2 separate regions of the Homo sapiens genome follow, and region 1 is linked to region 2. A link is a contact called in ENCODE Hi-C or POLR2A ChIA-PET data. All regions are on one chromosome and are shown on one strand. Each heading gives the region's core, a stretch centred on a gene start or an enhancer-like site at or near the end of the contact. The rest is flanking DNA. Distances are from core to core; before and after follow the strand shown. Region 1 holds the start of C16orf46 (chromosome 16 open reading frame 46). Region 2 has its middle 40 kb from the start of ARLNC1.

Region 1 (5,027 bases), core at 1,159-3,658, 150 kb after region 2:
GTTTTACTTAGATGTAGACTCCAAATGCATCAGATCCTTGTAAAATTTCCCCTTTTGTTTTTGGACCATTATTAAACCTGCGTAGACAGTTCGCAACCTAACTCTGACTTCCCACAGTTTGACCATTCCTTCTTGCTTGATGACTCCATTAATTTGATGAGGATGCCTTCTGTATCTCCATCTACATCACGGATAAAGACGTTGAGAAGGATGGGTAAAGGATAATGCCCTCTGGGTATCCCTTTCACTTGGACATTTGCTAATTATTCAACTAGCTGCAAATTCACCTTCATCTTACTCCCTATACAATGACCTGGCCTATGTTTCTAAATCTTTTCTACAGGAATCCAGATCCATCCATTTAGATAGTCTTTTTTTTTAGAGGAACCTACCAAGAGTTATAGAAGTTGATGTCTCTCTCTCTCTCTCTTTTTTTTTTAACACCTATTGCCTAGATCAGGGATAAAGAATACATTCTGGCCAAGCACGGTAGCTCACACCAATAATCCCAGCACTTTGGGAGGCCGAGGCCGGTGGATCACTTGATGTCAGGAGTTCAAGACCAGGCTGGCCAATATGATGAAACCCCATCTTTACCGAAAATACAAAAATTAGCCAGGCATGGTGGCTCACGCCTGTAGTCCCAGCCACTTGGAAGGCAGAGGCAGGAGAATCGCTTGAACCCGAGAGGCAGAGGTTGCAGTAAGCCGAGATTGCACCACTACACTCCAACCTGGGTAACAGGGTGAGACTGTCTCAAAACAAAACAAAGAAAATTCTGAATTGTCAACTCCAAACTAGTGGCTACCTAGAGTGTTGTATTGAGAAGGATCTTATGACCTGACTATAGCAGGAAAAATTTCTGGGGTTGATTAATTATGTCTGCCAGAAAATAGAGTGTGCCACATGTTTGCCAGTCTGTCTATATAGTCAGATTACAAATATCTTACCGTAGCTTCCTATACCTGGTTGACAGATTCCTAATCCATTAAGGGCAGGGGAATGTTGAAGGACCAGGAGAAACCAAGGCCCAGGGTATTAAGTCAAACGCAAGCTGTTTATGTCAAAAGCAGATAGATGGTAATCTCTCAAAACTCCTTATCACCTTGCCTCAACTTCTCATTGGCTCTCCACTGTGCCACACACCCTCATCTTCCTACAAGCTATAGGTTTAAAGGAATCTTAAATTCCAACCAGGGAAAGATGAGTTTCTGGCAGCCTCATTTGGAATTTGAATGAACGTTCCTGTGGGTCGGCTCCTTAACAACCTATGCTGAATGAAGGAATAATCATTAGAAATATTGTTAGCCATGGCAGAAGTTAAGTTTCTTAATACAGGACCAATCTTCACTTACATGAACCAGTTAAATAGGTCCTGAAGACTGACCTGGGCATCCTGATCATTTGTGACACAGTTTCTACAGGAAAATGAGTTGGGAGTCGCATTTAGAAACACACTGGAAGGAGCTGAACCTTTGTCTGAAAGTTAAGCACCCGCGCCACCCAACTTGCACAATTTGTTCATATTTCCAAGAGTATAAATTTTATCCTCCTTGTTAATTATATGTGCCTTCTGCTTATTATATGCCTACAGGTCACAGGAACCTCAAGTATTTCACAGAATGATGCCAAGGAGCGCAGTTTCTACACCATCCCTCCCGATCAGACCACATCTATTCCAATCTCAGTCTCAAACTCTTCCCCTTTTTCAACTCACATTAATGAATTCACTAAGTACCTAGCACTGAGAATAAAAAGCTAAAGCAGCATCCGTCTTCTCTACTCTCACACAGCTTACAGTCCACAGCAAAGCGCAAGTCATCAAACACACGCGCTCCACCTGCCACCCCTAAAGCCCAGGCGCATCACGCTCGGCTCCACCTCTTCATCTAGCCCCGCCCCTTCCTGCAGGCCACACCCCTTTCTCTATCAGGCTCCTCCCTTTATGCCATAAGCCTTTTTTCCTCATCTAGCTCTTCCCCTTCCTCCGCCAGTTCCTACCGTGCCACAAAGACGCCTGCCCTTCTTTCAAACTATCCCATTCAGAAAAGCGTTCTGGATTGCCCGTTCGAATTCCTCCCCGTCCTCCGTCTACCCACCCTTAAAGGGTTCCGCTCCCAACGGATCCTCCTCAGGCCCCGCCCCTCCCCAGACCCCGCCCGCTCTGGGGAAGCCCCGGCACATAGTGCCTCTGCCTTTCGCTCCCTCTCGCTTCCTTTCGAACGAGGCAGGGACTCTCGCTCTGTCGCCTTTGGAGTGGTCCCGGGCCTTGCCCCAGGGGTGGAGAAATGGCCGCTCACACCTACCTGTGGGGCCAAGCGGATGGAAGGCCCCGAGACAGCTAGTCCCGGCCTACTGGCAAGAGCTACTCAGGTCGCTGCCGGATGGGCCGTTGCCTTGGGTTACGACCACGCTGGGGGCGGGACCGCGGCGGAAGTGACGTAGCCCAACAAAGCCTAGCACTGGCGAGGCGGTTCGTGGCATCTCCTATCCGCTCCGGGCGCTGCCGCCGGAAGGGCCAGCGACGGAGGGTCTCAGATGGCGGGGCTTGAGGCCCACCCGGGCTCTCGGGTCGGCGAGTCCCGTTGGGGAGCCCTTGTGCCTGCTAGGATATTTAGCAGATGCCAGGCGGCCAGAAACGTCCTCACTTTTCTCCCTCGGCCCTCTGGGGAACCGCCGTGAGCGTTTCCCACGGACACAAACTTAACAGGCCCAGAACGTCCAGGGAGGACGCGTTGTGAGCCTCAAAGAGCCCACTTACGTGACCGACAGCACCAGGCCGACGGGCACTCGCTGAACTGCTGGCCCGGAGCAGCACAGCTCTTAAGTGGGCAGTGGCATCTTTTATACAAATAAAGGAAGGTGGCCCCACGTCCCTAAAACAACAGCTTGCTGAAGAGAGATCGCAAAGCATCCCCCACTCCAGCTCGGGTCTGACTCCAAAGCCCTTCTGCTTTAGAAAGTGTGACTATTTCTGCTGTAGAAAACCGGTATCTAGGCCAGGCGCGGTGGCTCACGCCTGTAATCCCAGCACTTGGGAGGCCGAGGTGGGTGTATCACCTGAGATCAGGAGTTCGAAACTAGCCTGGTCAACATGGCGAAACCGTGTCTCTACTAAAAATACAAAAATTCGCCGGGTGTGGTGGCGGGCGCCTGTAATCTCAGCTATTTGGGAAACTGAGGCAGGAGACTGGCTCGAACCCGGGTGGCGGAGGTTGCAGTGAGCTGTGATGGCACCACTGCACTCCAGCCTGGAGAGCAAAACTCAAGTCTCAAAAAAAATTTTGGTATCTAAGTTCTCTAGCACTGTGATTGCTCCAATGAGACGGATTCAGCTATAATTCTATTCCAACTTTTTTCATACGTGTAAGCTTAGGTACCTTGTTCACATAAATAGGAAGATGCAAATAAAAGGGGTTTTATTGTATCTCAAGCTAGTAAGTATTAACCAAAAACATTTAAATGTTTTATCAGTTGACAATTTGTTTTGGTCTTCCTTCAGATCTATTGAAAACAGCTGGGCACCGTGGCTCACACCTGGAATCCCAGCTGAGGCAGGAGGCTCCCTTGAGCCCAGGAGTTGAAGGTTGCAGTAAGCTATGATTGTGTCACTGCACTCCAGCCTGGGAAACAGTGCAAGACCTTGCATATTAGAAAAAAGTTTCTGGGAAGTATACCAAAAGTCTTAACTAAGATTTGCTAAATGAATATTAATTAAATAACCTAACGGCAAGTACATGGGGAAGTTGGAGGATCTAGAACCTGACTTCCTTCACACTAACTATTCCTGCATTTAGCAGGTAAAAGCCCGATAGCATGATTGAGTGGAAACATGAAGGGACAAGGGTTTGGCTAGTTATGTTTATAAAAAGTCAACATAGGAATTGAGTCAAGATACCAGAAACTCTACTTATAGTAAGATCCCACTTTGCAAAAACGGAGAATGGAAGCGTACAGAACTGTACCTTCTCCTCAATTTTGCTGTGACTGTAAACTTCCTCTAACACATAAAATGTATTTTAAAGAAAAAAAGCCAGGAGTGGTGGCTTGCGTCTGTAATACCAGTTACTCACAGGAGAGGCTAAGGCAGGAGAATCACTTGAGACCAGCTTGGGAAGTGTCACAAGACCCCATATCTATTTTTTAAAATTAAAGGGAGATGGGTGGGTGCGGTGGCTCACACCTGTAATCCCAGCACTTTGGGAGGCTGAGGCGGGTCAATCACTTGAGGTCAGAAGTTCAAGACCAGCCCAGCCAACATGGCGAAACCCCATTTCAAAACCCTAATACAAAAATTAGCCGGGTGTGGTGATGGACGCCTGTAATCCCAGCTACTCAGGAGGCTGAGGTGGGAGAATCACCTGAACCCGTGAGGTGGAGGTTGCAGTGAGCCAAGATCGCACCATTGCACTCCAGCCTGGGCGGCAGGAAAGGCCTGTTGCAGGGAAGAAAGAGGAATTTAATCCTGGTGTAAAGAAAGGCACCTCTTTAAGTATGGGAAGGAAGGTGTGATTTGGTCTGAAAGAACACAGTAAAAAAGACACGCTTGTAGTTAGCATAATTTTTTAAACTGTGCTCTTTTTAGTAGCCCCAGAAAAACTATAGAAATTGGAAAAATTCAGCAGCTGGGCGCGGTGGCTCACGCCTGTAATCCCAGCACTTTGGGAGGCCGAGGCGGATGGATCACGAGGTCAGGAGATCGAGACCATCCTGGCTAACTCAGTGAAAGGCCGTCTCTACTAAAAATGCAAAAAATTAGCCGGGCGAGGTGGCAGGCGCCTGTAGTCCCAGCTACTCGGGAGGCTGAGGCAGGAGAATGGCGTGAACCCGGGAGGCGGAGCTTGCAGTGAGCCGAGATCGCGCCACTGCACTCCAGCCTGGGCGACAGAGCCAGACTCCATCTCAAAAAAAAAAAAAAAAAAAAAAAAAGAAAAAGAAAAGAAATTGAAAAAATTCAGAAATTCTGATTTGCTGAGGAACTGATCTGAATGGCCAGCCTCATTTTCATAGTAGTATGCCCATGCAGA
Region 2 (4,936 bases), core at 649-3,148:
TCAAAAATAGGTCTATTTTTTTTGGAAGACATGGGAAGTTTATTTTTAAAAGGGGGACAAATTATCAGAATAGCAAAAATAAAAGAGTGGGGAAAATGGATTTTTCTGTGTCTGTGTCTATTATTGAAGCAGCACAGAAATGAACTCAAGGGAAGAAAACTTGAATTCTGCCTTCTTCTCCATTCTCTACCAGCGATCTCACTTAATCTCAAGAGCTGCAAATGGCCCCACATTTACATAAACACTTCTCCATTGTTACCAATGGAGAAGTTAACAACGGCCTAAGGCCGGGCGCAGTGGCTCACGCCTTTAATCCCAGCACCTTGGAAGGCCAAGGCAGGTGGATCACAAGGTCAGGAGATCGAGACCATCCTGGCTAACACGGTGAAACCCCGTCTCTATTAAAAATATAAAAAAATTAGCCAGGCATGGTGGCGGGCGCCTGTAGACCCAGCTACTCAGGAGACTGAGGCAGAATGGCGTGAACCCAGGAGGCGGAGGTTGCAAGTGAGCCGAGATGGCGCCAGAGATGGAAAACAGAGCGAGACCCTGTCTCAAAAAAAAAAAGTCCTAATGGCCTTAGGACACCTCTAGTCCTCTAGTCTTAGAGCTCCCGTCCTTCTCATTAGAAGCCTAGTCTAACTGATTTGGAAAAGCTGGGTACTTGGATCACCGTGTTGAAGTTGGTGCCTAGGTTTTTTAGGCAAGATTCCAAGTCATGTTCAATTATTTATTCATTCAGTAAGTACCTGTAAGTGTCAACGATGTTACAGGCACTGTTCTAAGTACTAGGGGTACAGACCGGGCACAGTGGTTCACTCCGTAATCCCAGCACTTTGGGAAGCCGAGGCAGTCGGATCACCTGAGGTCAGGAGTTAGAGACCAGCCTGGGCAACATGATGAAACCCTGACTCTACTAAAAATATCAAAAAATTAGCCGGGCGTGGCCAGGCGCGGTGGCTCACGCCTGTAATCCCAGCACTTTGAGAGGCCAAGGTGAGCGGATCACCTGAGGTCAGGAGTTTGAGACCAGCCTGATCAACATGGAGAAACCCCATCTCTACTAAAAATTCAAAATTAGCTGAGCGTGGTGGCGCATGCCTGTAATCCCAGCTACTAGGGAGACTGAGGCAGGAGAATCGCTTGAACCCGGGAGGCGGAGGTTGCAGTGGGCCGAGACGGCGCCACTGCACTCCACCCTGGACGACAGAAAAAGACTTCATCGCCAAAAGAAATAATAATAAAATAATTAAAATAAAATAAAATTCAACAATTCTTTCCACTTCACTATACTGTAGTTTTTTTTGTATTGAATTCAAACAAAATTAAATTAATATGAATACTTTTAATGAAAAAGCATCTATTTGTGGTCTCATTTTTATAAAATATTTATATCCTTTAACTCTATGTATACATAAAAATATATCTGAGTAGCGTGCATCCCGTGTTAACTAAAGCTATTTCTCAGTAGTGGGATTTTTCTCTTTTTTTTCCACATGTAAACTTTTCTACGTCCTTTGATTTCTTTGAAACAAGCACGGTATCTCTTTAAAAAGACAACAGATTGGTTGTATTATTAACTACTGCTACCAGAAGTGAATGGGCCAAGATGTTAAGAGGAGAGGAAAGGAGAAGAAGGAGGGGAGGGTGTCAGACCGACGGAGTTGGGGGGAGCAGGAGGCGAGAAAGGGGAGAGGAGCGAGAGAGAGAAGAGGGGGGCTCAAATGACGGAGAGAGCGAAAGAGAGGGCAGGAGGCGAGTAGGAGATGAGCCAGAGGAGAGGAGGACACTGCAGACCCGGGGGGAGGGCAAGGGCGCCGACCGCAGGCCGGGGAGGCTGCAGGAGACTGGGGGCCAGGGGAGCGGGGGAGTCGGCAGCGCCGCCTGGGACAGAGCTTGCCGCACGCTGACCTACTTTCTGGGGCCGATGTGTTTGCAGCCAGAGGTACCGCGGAGCCAAGCCCGGAGCCTCGGGGAGCCGCCAGCGAGCGCAGACTGGGAGGGAGCCGGCCGGGCTCCCCGCCACCCCTTCCTCCGCGCGCCAAGACCTGTCAGTTTCACCCAGCCCGGCTTCCCTGGAAAGGCGGGATCCCTCTGCAGATTTCCAGGCTCTTGGAAGAGGACCGGCGCGTCTATTAAACCCGAGTCGCTCCACGGGCTCTCCGCCCAGAGCACAAGCTGCCTTCCCCCGGGAACTGGACCTCGGCAGCGGCCTGCGCAGAGCCGGGCTCCGGGGCCCTGGCCGCTCTCGGGAAGGCCCCGCGGGTTCCCACCAGGCCAGAGGGAGAACCACCAGGAGGCCGCGCGCGCGCACACGCCGGGCGCCCTCCTCGTGCCGAGGTGGAAAGAGCCTGCGACAGGCAGGCCCAGGTTGTCATTTAGGCTCCGCCACTTTCCGCTCGTGTCCTTGGGCAAGTTACTTGACGCTTCCGAGCCCTATTTTTTTTCTCATTTTTAAGATGGAGAAAATGCCATCCACATCTCAGGGTCAAGGTGAGGATTATAAATAAAATAACGTGTGTGAAAGTGCCTGGCATAGCAGCCGGCACGTGGTGTGTGCTCAATAAAAATGTTAGTTCATCCACTCGGGAGGAAGCTGCTTTGCCGGCGCGTCATGACGGATCCAGGAGCCGGCCAACCGTGCTCTATGATCGTGACCGGGCTATGGCCATCGGTGAACGCTGGTCATAAGCGATTTGTGTCATCGTAGTGCCTGACGCCGGGAGACAAGCTTGGGGAAATGCCTTTTTTCTGAAACATTTCCTATGAAATAGTTTGGCCCCACGCCCACTAACTAAAGAATGAGGCTGGCAGGGCGTGGTGGCTCATGCCTGTAGTCCCAACACTTTGGGAGGCCGAGGCGGGCAGATCAGCTGAGGTCGAGAGTTCTAGAACAGCCTGACCAACATGGAGAAACCCCGTCTCTACTAAAAATACAAAATTAGCCGGGCGTGATGGCGCATGCCTGTAATCCCAACTACTTACTCTTGAGGCTGAGGCTGACGCAGGAGAATCGCTTGAACCCGGGAGGCGGAGGTTGCCGTGAACCAAGATTGTGCCATTGCACTCCAGCATGGGCAACAAGAGTGAAACTCCGTCTCAAAAATTAATTAATTAATTTAATAAAAATAAAAAGAAGGACGCTGTGGATTACTGGTGTAAATAAAAGTAATAAACACTTCAAAAGCGATTGCTATGATACAAACAGAGAGTGCCAGAGCTTTAGGTGAAATCACTCATGCAGCCTCTGGGCAGTGCTAGGGGCAGGTGCACTCACCATGCGGACAACTGAGGCTGAAATAAACGGTAAAGTAACAAGTGGATATTTGTCATTTTGGTGTCACTTGACACGTACTTCCTCTTCATAGGGTGAATATATTTATTTCTTCTGGAGAAATTCCTTGTCCCCACTGTGCCATCTTAGGTAGCTGAAAATCAGAGTTTCTTGCTCTCCCTGAGTCAAGAGTGGGCCCATGATCCCACAGGCCAAAGGGACCTTCTCTTCCTCAGGACTTGGAATCTTGAGGGGAACATGCAAGGACAGAATAAAACAATAACAATAATAATAACAATCATGGGGCATTTTCTTGCTAGTGGTGACACCCTGTCTAGGGTATCATTGCTTGCACACCACCACCCACAGCCTACAAGCCTCATGGGCCCCTCCAGACCCACCACCTCCAGACTCAGGAACCCAGATGAGGTCAGGACAGCTTCCATTTAATGTTCCAAGGGCACTAACATGTGAACTGTCATCTTCCCCTCAGCTCCAAACCTGCGCCTCTCCCAGCTAGTGCAGGCCACCACCGTTCATCCAGTTTCCCAGTGGAGAAAGCTGGGAATCATCCTAGACCCTTCTTTCCTCATCCCCATCCATCTGGTCCCCAGGTCTGTCCATTTTACCCCCTAAAGAGCTCGCAAGTCCATTCCTTCTTCACCTGCCTCAGGTCAACGCATCCCTTTTCTCCTGGAAGGTGGCACTAGCTTCTCAGATGCCTCCTGCCTCTAGGGCTTTCCCCTCCAAACCCATCTTCCACATTGTAGTCAGGGTGATCTTTCTAAATGCCTACCTAGTTATGGCAGGGGCTTAAAACTCTTTAGTACCCTGCCAATTGCCCCTGAATGAAGTCCAGACTCCACATCATGATAACAAGCTTTGCATTCCTTTCCACTCTGCCCCCATTCTTTGCATCTCCCAGCACTCCTACGCAAGCACCCTCCTCTAGCTACGTGAAATCTTTCACTGTTTCCTAGACACTCCTTGCCTTTTTTGCTCCTCTAAGCCTTTGCACTTGCTATTTCCTCCACTTAGAAGGACGCTTACCCTCACCTCTACCTAGAAAACTCCTCCTCATGCTTCAAGAATGAGCTCAAATATCCCCCGTTGAGAGAAGCATCATCTGACTCCCACAGGCAAAATGTAGCAGTCCTTTTGAGTTCCCTACTATACCTGCTCCCCATCCCTGCCGCAGCACAGACTTTACTGCACTGCCTTTACCCAATGACTTATGTCTCCATCTGTCCCCTCCACCCACTACACCAACTCCAGCAGAGTAAGAACTCATTCAGTGATCACTAAGGAAGAATGGCTAAGTACATTCTGGTTGGAGATGGGGAAAGGAGATGGTCTTAGGTTTGCTTTTCCCCAAGCAGATCATGGGAAACTGGTTTGAAATGAACTTCTTCACATTTCTGAGAGTGAATAAGGTATAAGCCTGGAACTGCTAGGTGCAGGTTTGGAGCTGAGGGGAAGATGACAGTTCATCTGTTAGTGCCCTTGGAACATTAAATGGAAGCTGTCCTGCTTCCTGTCCCCATGAGGAAAACACTGCCTGAGAATGGAGCCAAAACAAAGGAAGACGGTGTTAGGAGCTTGAGTGAGAACAAGTTCTGATGGCATCTGAGCCCACAGAGGTGGCTGTTCCTGAAGTCAGTC

Evidence for each region. Hi-C counts contacts between places; a loop is a spot of excess contacts on that map. ChIA-PET counts read pairs that join two places held with the same protein, here RNA polymerase II (POLR2A). Pooled maps may share reads with other maps.
Region 1: a map of ascending aorta shows a loop between it and region 2 (14-fold over the local background). The contact joins the promoter of C16orf46 here to the enhancer-like site in region 2. A Hi-C loop is called at or near these places in 1 of 168 maps with a recorded cell type or tissue (ascending aorta), 1 of 37 single-sample maps with no recorded cell type and 14 of 50 pooled maps. POLR2A ChIA-PET finds 5 or more read pairs at or near these places in 1 of 52 experiments (WTC11).

What each region holds. Positions count from the first base shown.
Region 1 is chr16:81,074,830-81,079,856 of GRCh38, forward strand. C16orf46 (chromosome 16 open reading frame 46) reads right to left here and starts at 2,409. Exons shown (of 4, transcript NM_152337.3): 1 at 2,307-2,409. C16orf46-AS1 (C16orf46 antisense RNA 1) reads left to right here. Exons shown (of 2, transcript XR_007065137.1): 2 at 1,595-1,769. RefSeq lists enhancers at 1,941-2,080, 2,172-2,832, 2,671-2,720, 2,833-3,491.
Region 2 is chr16:80,930,258-80,935,193 of GRCh38, forward strand. No RefSeq gene overlaps it. Among named protein-coding and RNA genes, the nearest start is that of ARLNC1, 40 kb to the left of the region's middle. Within about 2 kb of position 1,899, at least 26 of the 41 ENCODE cell types and tissues checked have a DNase peak (open chromatin) inside an H3K27ac peak, as active enhancers do; they include ascending aorta, where a contact is called at or near this core.